Linked DNA regions of Mus musculus: region 2 is linked to region 1. Evidence: chromatin contacts called from ENCODE Hi-C or POLR2A ChIA-PET data. All regions are on one chromosome and are shown on one strand. The core of a region is the stretch at or near the end of the contact, and the rest is flanking DNA. Distances in the headings are between cores, read along the strand shown. Region 1 overlaps Macrod1 (mono-ADP ribosylhydrolase 1). Region 2 overlaps Macrod1 (mono-ADP ribosylhydrolase 1).

Region 1 (3,637 bases), core at 520-3,019:
GAGAGCTGGAAGATGCTCAGTCAGTAAAGTGCTTGCCACACACACACACACACACACACACACACAAGGCCCTAGGCTTGAGCTCCAGCACAAATAAAGCCAGGGGCAGCAGGGTGCCCCTTGTAATCCCAGTGCTGGGGGATACAGGCAGGAGGATTTGTGGGCTTTGCTGGCTGGCCAGCCGTGCCTCGTGGGAGAGGTTCTAGGTCCTGATGAGAACTTTGTCTCAGACCCCAGAACAGCTTCTGAGGAATGACACCTGAATTTGAGCTCTGCCCCCACCAAGTAGGTATGCACGCATGTATGTCTACATGTACTCTCACACACCAGCATATACCCATATATCCACATACAAATAAATTAAAAGAGCTACAGTGTGGGAGGCCAGGCACAGTGGTACACACTGTAGTATTGGCATCAGGGACACACAGGCAGGAAGATCATGGCAAGGCCCAGGCTACACAGTAAGACCCTACATCAAAAAACAAAAGGCACCAAAATGCACACACAGACACACACACATACACACACCTACAGTGTGTGGTCCATCACTGGGGCTGTGGGACATGTGAGAGTGCTCAGAGATGAAAGTGGGAGCGGGCAGACCAGTTGAGGGCACCGTGGTCAGGTAGACAGGGTCAAGAAGCCACTGATGTTTCTGGCAAAAGTGGGTCAATTTCCTGAAAGAGGTTCTGGCCTTAGCTACTGGCACCAGACTCATCATCATGGCTCCCCAGGCCTGTCAAGGCCCTCCTGGGTATGTGTGTCTGTGTGTGTGTGTGGGGGGGGGGGGGTCAAGATACAGCAAAGCCTAATGAGTAAGGCCTGGCCAGCAGAGACACCTCCTGACTGGGCACTGGTAGACAGAGGACCAGCAGTTTCCCATGGGCCAGAGGTGGCCACTCCGGCCCCATCCTATGGGCCTAGAGCAATGGGCCATGTCAGGCCACAGCCTCCATGACCGACTCCCAAGTTAATGGTCCCTGGTGAACTCTCCTTGCAGAGACTTAGGACAGCCTCTGTCCCTCTGGGAGCCCAGCCACCTGTGCCTTGCCCTGCTTGGTGTCCGTTCACAGCTCTGCAGCCCAGGAGTTCCACTACCCTTGTCGGAGGTTTCAAAGTCACAGGCCCACTCTGTGCAGCCAGGGCCTCTTTGGCTCATCCCTGTTCTTGTCTCTCCAGTCAGAGGCTCTAATCGCTCCCACTGCTTGGTTACATTGGGGAGCCGTATCCTAGGAATCGGGGGGCCTCTTTCTCCCTAGCCCTGGTGCCTGCAGAAGCAGGGTCATCCAAGAGAGGACATAGCCCTTGCAGGGCAGGTGGCATCTGTCCATGCCCTGTGTGGCCTCTCAGCACCAAGAAGTGGGAATAAAGTCACAGGCCACCTGTCACCACAGCTGCCCATCCGTGAAGGGAGAGGCTTCTGTGGCAGAGGGCCTGGGTTTGTCTTCAGATTAGGTCTATCCCACACAGCATCTAAAGAACATTACCTGAAGTTGTCGTTTGGCCTACACATATGCACATATGTGTACACACAGCGACACACATGCACCTCTGAGATTACACTCCTGCTAGCCTCCCTGCTCTGGATGTATCTGTCTTTACAGGTAGAGTCTGGCAGTGGTCCAGAGTGGAGACTCCCACAGGTACCTTCGACCTGGCTGGCACACACGTACCAGTCCCTAAAACCCTGCCCTTTGTCAGGAGGCACTTGTCCTAGCAGAGCAGACTGGGAGGGTCACACTGCTAAGCAGACTCACCTCTACCCCTCCCACTCCACTGCTCCTTGGGTGCCAGGCTGTGCCGGGCCTTGCCTGCAACATAAGAAGAGGCAGAGGGAGGAGCCCTACTTCCAGAGCAGGAAAAGGAGTCGTGCTCCCAGCTGCCACAGCACAGCATCTGGGGCCCATGTTGTGCTCCCCCTGTCTGGAACTGCCAAGAGCCGAGGCTGGGGAGCCATTTGGAAACCAGCCCACTTTGGTGCTACCAGGAGCGCTCAGCTGCTCTAGCAAGGAAAATGGTACCCATGGAATACCAGGCACGGCTTCAGGGAGCAGAACCTGGTGGCTTCCTGAGTCAGCTCCTTTCCCCGGACCCTGTTCCCCACTGCCCCCAGCCCAGCCCTCACTCCTAGTATCCCCAGTTCTCCACATGGATTTGTTGAAATTGCAAGTGGGAGCCTCTTCTTTCCTGCCTGGACACTCCCAGCAGGGTCCCTGTCACTCTTGGTATGAAGACCAGGTCCCTCAGCACACTGATCAGGGCTCCTCTGAAGCCAGGTTCTCGTCCCCCCATCCCCAGCTTTGCTGCCTTCCACTGACCCAGAGCTTTGCCGTCAGCCCTCAGAGGGCACAAGTCCTCCCACCCTGAGCCTTTGCACATGCTGTTCCCCCCTGCCTCAGTTACTCTTCCTACTCAACTCAACTGTGCTGACCTTGTTTTAAGAGCAGTTTGGCCCCTTTCCTGGCCTGCAGCCCTCCGTCCTTGTCACTCTGACCTGCTACTGTGGTGACAAAGCTACCAGCCTAAGAGGAGTGACCACCCTTAGTGATGAAGAAGAAAGGAGCAGGCCCTGTGTCTGGCCCCCCTAGGGGCGGGGCAGTAAGCAGCCTCAGAACAAAGTCTGTTTGATCACAGCCCCTTCATCTGGAAAAGCAGGATACAGCTGTTGCCTGCAGCCTGTAGTTCGAAACGAGAGCAAATCCCCTTTCCCTGCTGCCCCCATCTCCAGCCTGTAGCTCTGATGGGAACTCTGCCCTCTGAGCTCCCGGACAGCTCTGCCCAAGGAGGCAGCAACACTCTCATATCAAATGTGATTGGCTAAATGGGCTAGCCACTGAGCCTACCTGGGTCTGCACAGAACACACCAGGCGTCTGATTAATACCATGCACATGAAACTCCGTCCCTAAGAGCCAGAGGTTGGAGCAAAGCAGGTAGGCTAATTGTTAATACAGGAATTAATATCGGCAAGCATAGATCTAGAAGGGAGCATGAACAGAAAAACTAAAGATCCATCAAATTCTGCAACAAGCCCTGAGGGACAGATGTGGGCTGTACTGCTGCCACCCGGTTCTCAAGTGTCTGTCAGCAGAGCCTGAAGGGTGCCACAATCATAGGACAGTGTTGTCTTCTTCAGGAAGCTCCCCCTCACGTTCATCGTTTTTCTCCTGAGCTGCGCCTGGCATGTGTATCACACTGTGGTTTCTGTTAGCCACTGGCTTCCCCACAAGGCTGAGACCTCTTAGGGACTGGGCTCCTCGGATCCCCAGCGTATTGTACAATGCCTGGAGCATGATTGGACTGAGTTTGTTAGGTGAGGCACATGGATGGTTGAATGGATTATAGGGATAGGTGGTCAGAGAGATAGGCGGAATGAAAGTGGATGGATGGATGGATGGATGGTTGGATCCTGCATGGACAGATGAGTGTGGGTCAGATGGATGAATGGATTCTGGGTGGATTGATGAATGTGGGTAGGCACATAGACAAGGTAGACAAGATGGAGGGGAGATGGTTGGATGGTTGGAAGGCTGGGTGGATGGGAAGGAGATGGATAAGGGATGGATGGGGGAAATGGAGAGGTAGGGGACATGAGAAAGCCTTGGGAGGGACTTGGGGCCTGGAGGGGCTGTGTTT
Region 2 (3,637 bases), core at 381-2,880, 38 kb before region 1:
CTGTGGGGCACCCTGCCCTGTGGGGCACCCTGCCCTGTGGGGGCACCCTGCTCTGTGGGGCACCCTGCTCTGTGGGGGCTCCGTGCCCTGTGGGACTCCCTGCCCTGTGGGGCACCCTGCCCTGTGGGGCACCCTGCCCTGGGGGGCACCCTGCCCTGGGGGGCACCCTGCCCTGTGGGGCACCCTGCTCTGTGGGGCATCCTGCCCTGTGGGGCACCCTGCCCTGTGGGGCTCCCTGCTCTGTGGGGCACCCTGCCCTGTGGGGCACCCTGCCCTGTGGGGCACCCTGCTCTGTGGGGCACCCTGCTCTGTGGGGCATCCTGCCCTGTGGGGCACCCTGCCCTGTGGGGCTCCCTGCTCTGTGGGGCACACTGCTCTGGGGGGCTCCCTGCTCTGTGGGGCTCCCTGCTCTGTGGGGCTCCCTGCTCTGTGGGGCTCCCTGCCCTGTGATCCTCATATATGGCTGACTTCTCTCCAGTGAGTTCAGGTTTAGGAAGGGAGGGTTGCATCCTTGTGACAAAGAGAAGTTGTCACCTTAGTCTGTGAATGTGAATGGGAAACCCAGATCCACATTTCTGAGTCCCCCTATGTCCCCCAAGGACAGGGAAGGCCCAGTACTAGCCAGGGCCAGGGAAGGAACACTGCTGATGGAGGAAGAACTATGGTCCAGGAAAGAAGGCCACACCACCCTCAGAGATGTCTTTATGTCTCCCAGGGGCGCAGAGGACAGATCAAAGCCTGCTTCAGGATGCACTAAGCCATGGCAGAGACAGTTGGCTCAAGCCATGACAGGAGAGATTTAGGTTAGACAGAGGAGGAACTGCCTGACAAGGAGGATTATTAACAAGTTTGCAAAGGCAGGATGTGTCCCTCCCCCAGGACAGCAAGCGCTGGCCTGTGATGCGGCTCTGAGCTCTTTGGAAACACAGTTCTATAAATCCAAGCTGCGCTTCCAGTAAATATCAACAGGGTGGGGGTGGGGTTCCCTGGAACATGCTGTCAGCAGCCCTTACCCCTTTTAATTTCCTCTGTGCTTCAGGCACCTGGCAGGATGCGTTCAGCTGGTGGGCTCTGTCTACACCAGTGCAAGCCCCAGTTTCGGGGTCTCGGTTTTCTCCCGTGTTAAATGGTTCCAGCATTCCTTGGGTAGAGAGAATCACACCCCTCGACTCTCAGAGAAGGCCAGTCCCCTCCCTCTTGTTGCCACTCTGACCAGCTGTCTTGGTTCTTGCTTGTACCCCAACAGAGCCTGCCCCTCCTTGCCATGACAGAATCATTTTGTCAGCCATCTTTCTCTGATGTGGCCACCACCTTGGGTGGCATTGTCCAACCAGTCTCTAGGGCCTGTTAGTATTCCTTATTAACAGAGGTTAGCCGAGGTCACTGCTTAGTGGAGAGTGTGTGCTTAGCAGGTGTCAGGCTGTGATTCTCAGCATCCCCTAAAACAACCAGCTAAACTTTGGCTACATCCAAAGTATCCCTGCATCCCCAGCCAGTCTCCGCCTCACACTGACCTGTGTGTCCTGAGAGCAGCCTGGGGACTTAACTGGTCCCAAGTCTGCGGTCCCCATCGTAACTTGCCTGAGAGCCAGCCTGGCTGAGGCACTTTCAGAGGGCAGAGCGTGTGTGTGGGTGAAGGGTAGCTGGCAGCTTTGCCTTTGATTTACCTCAAGAGGGACTCTGCGGGGTGGGTGGAATGAGCACCAGTCACCCTGGGACACCTCTTTAAATACCAGCTGGAGGCAGCTGGGTTCTGGGTGGGTGGAGTTGCCCTTCATCAAGCAGGCACCCCCCCCTCACACCCCTGACACATACAGGCATGTTGCACAGGTCAGGAGTCGGGTGGGTGCAAGAGAGGGGGCAGCTTCTGGCTCAGCAGCTCTGGCCCTGTGGGACTAAGGAGAGCACGGGTTAGGGCCCTGGGCATGTGAAGTTTTGGCTGTCCATTGTCTCCTTCACCCCCCTGAGGCAGTGAGCTCTGATAAAGCCTCATCCCTGGCTTCCACTCTCCAGGGCCTGGCTCGTTAAACTAAAGCACCCATCTGTGTGTGGATGGACACATGGACAGATGACGGTCACAGATGGAGCGCCAGTTGGCTGTCTGGCTCCTCCATACTGCCTCCATTTCCCCTGGGCAGAGAGAGAATAGGAGATGCTCAGGCCCCTCTGGAGTGCAGCTCTTAGCACTAGTTCTGGCTAGTAACTGTTGAATGTGCCACAGTCCCTCAGGGTGACTGAGGCAGGCTGGCAAGGCAGGGTGGGACAGAGGCCATGCTGGCATTTGCTAACAGCTGTGTGTGCAAAGCTCTCTGAGGCTCTGATGAGGGATCTGCTGTCAGACCTCTGGCCCAGGCCTCTGGTCCCCAGAGTGTCTCTGGAACTGGAGCACAATTTGTCGGATTTGTCCTGGCCGTGGGATGGGTTGGCAGAGAGCTGGGCATGGGATCCAGAGTCTAACTCAGCCCCCGCGGCATAATGGGGCTGTGTGGTTGGACCTCAGCACACGCTGCTTCCTGTCTTTGAGGCTGTCTGGCAAACTTCCCAGGGGTCCTTACCTGCCTGGGCATCTTCCCTGTGATCTACTGTCCCTCCCTGCTTCCTCTTGCCCAGCTATGATTCTTTGTTGGAATGAGGGAGGGCCTCCCTTCTCGTGGAAATTCACACCCACATCCTCACCAAGCCGTCTGTGGGATGAGGCTGGTGGGGGCAGGGGAGCAGCTGTGGAAACAGGAGGCTCTGCTTGAGAGGGACAGAAGGATGGATAGACGGAACCCTGGTCCATCTGGAGATGACAGCTCAGGGCCCAAGTGGGCAGCCAGTCCTGTCTCTCATGCATTCCAACCCCATGCCCTAGAGGGCCAGAGTCTGGGTGATACCAGACAGCTTGGCTGGCACTCACCAGGGACAGCTGAGAACCCAGAAAGGGCACGATGCCAATCCTGGGGGCTCTGTGGTATGGGGTGGGGTCTGACAAGTGGCAGAACTGTTCCTTTCACATACGGTTCCTTCCACTATTAAACAGATCAGACTTATTGCCCTAGGCTCTGGGCTGGCTGGTCTCCACTTGACAGACACTCTGGAAGGACACTTCTCCTCACCCAGCATCCTAACCCAGCCTTTTGACCCCTGTTCTGTGACCTCAGGGGCCAGCTGTAAAATGGCCACCCACAAACCTCCAAGCAAAGTGTTACTCTGTTTAGTATGAGTTCCAGATGGCTCTGGTGGGGCTCTGAGCCACTCTGAATAATTTGTTTTCTTTTATGGTACCAAGGATAGACCACTGAGAAGTCTTAAGGCTACCCTGGGCCTGTAGCCTAGAAGGTTAGGAGAGAGGGCGGCTTTGGGGTAAGCTTAGCTGGGTGCTAAATTCAGGCGTGGGGACGGCAGTTCAAGAGCAGGTAAGCAGGCTGTGGGGATGGTAGGACCTCTCGTTGGCCCTGTCTGTGCACAGCTCGTTAGGGGCTGCCGAACCCACTCAGGTAGAATGAAAACCTGTGAGAGTAAGCGGCATACTGCCACGTTTATCTCATTTTCTCGGACATAGGATGCCAGGCCAGCTCCACCCCTCAGAGAGCCCTGGCTGGGAAGGAAGCTGAGCAACAAGAACAAGAAATAGCAGTACTCCATAGCTGAATAA

The links. Hi-C counts contacts between places; a loop is a spot of excess contacts on that map. ChIA-PET counts read pairs that join two places held with the same protein, here RNA polymerase II (POLR2A).
Region 2: a map of heart shows a loop between it and region 1 (1.9-fold over the local background). The contact joins two enhancer-like sites. A Hi-C loop is called at or near these places in 2 of 37 maps with a recorded cell type or tissue (gastrocnemius and heart). POLR2A ChIA-PET finds 5 or more read pairs at or near these places in 2 of 5 experiments (Patski and embryonic stem cell).

What each region holds. Positions count from the first base shown.
Region 1 is chr19:7,109,248-7,112,884 of GRCm38, reverse strand. The region is part of intron 3 of Macrod1 (mono-ADP ribosylhydrolase 1); the gene reads right to left. It also overlaps a transcript of Flrt1 not described here. Among named protein-coding and RNA genes, the nearest start is that of Flrt1, 5.3 kb to the right of the region's middle. Within about 2 kb of position 1,769, at least 1 of the 3 ENCODE cell types and tissues checked has a DNase peak (open chromatin) inside an H3K27ac peak, as active enhancers do; it is heart, where a contact is called at or near this core.
Region 2 is chr19:7,147,449-7,151,085 of GRCm38, reverse strand. The region is part of intron 3 of Macrod1 (mono-ADP ribosylhydrolase 1); the gene reads right to left. It also overlaps a transcript of Flrt1 not described here. Among named protein-coding and RNA genes, the nearest start is that of Gm38621, 26 kb to the right of the region's middle. Within about 2 kb of position 1,630, at least 1 of the 3 ENCODE cell types and tissues checked has a DNase peak (open chromatin) inside an H3K27ac peak, as active enhancers do; it is heart, where a contact is called at or near this core.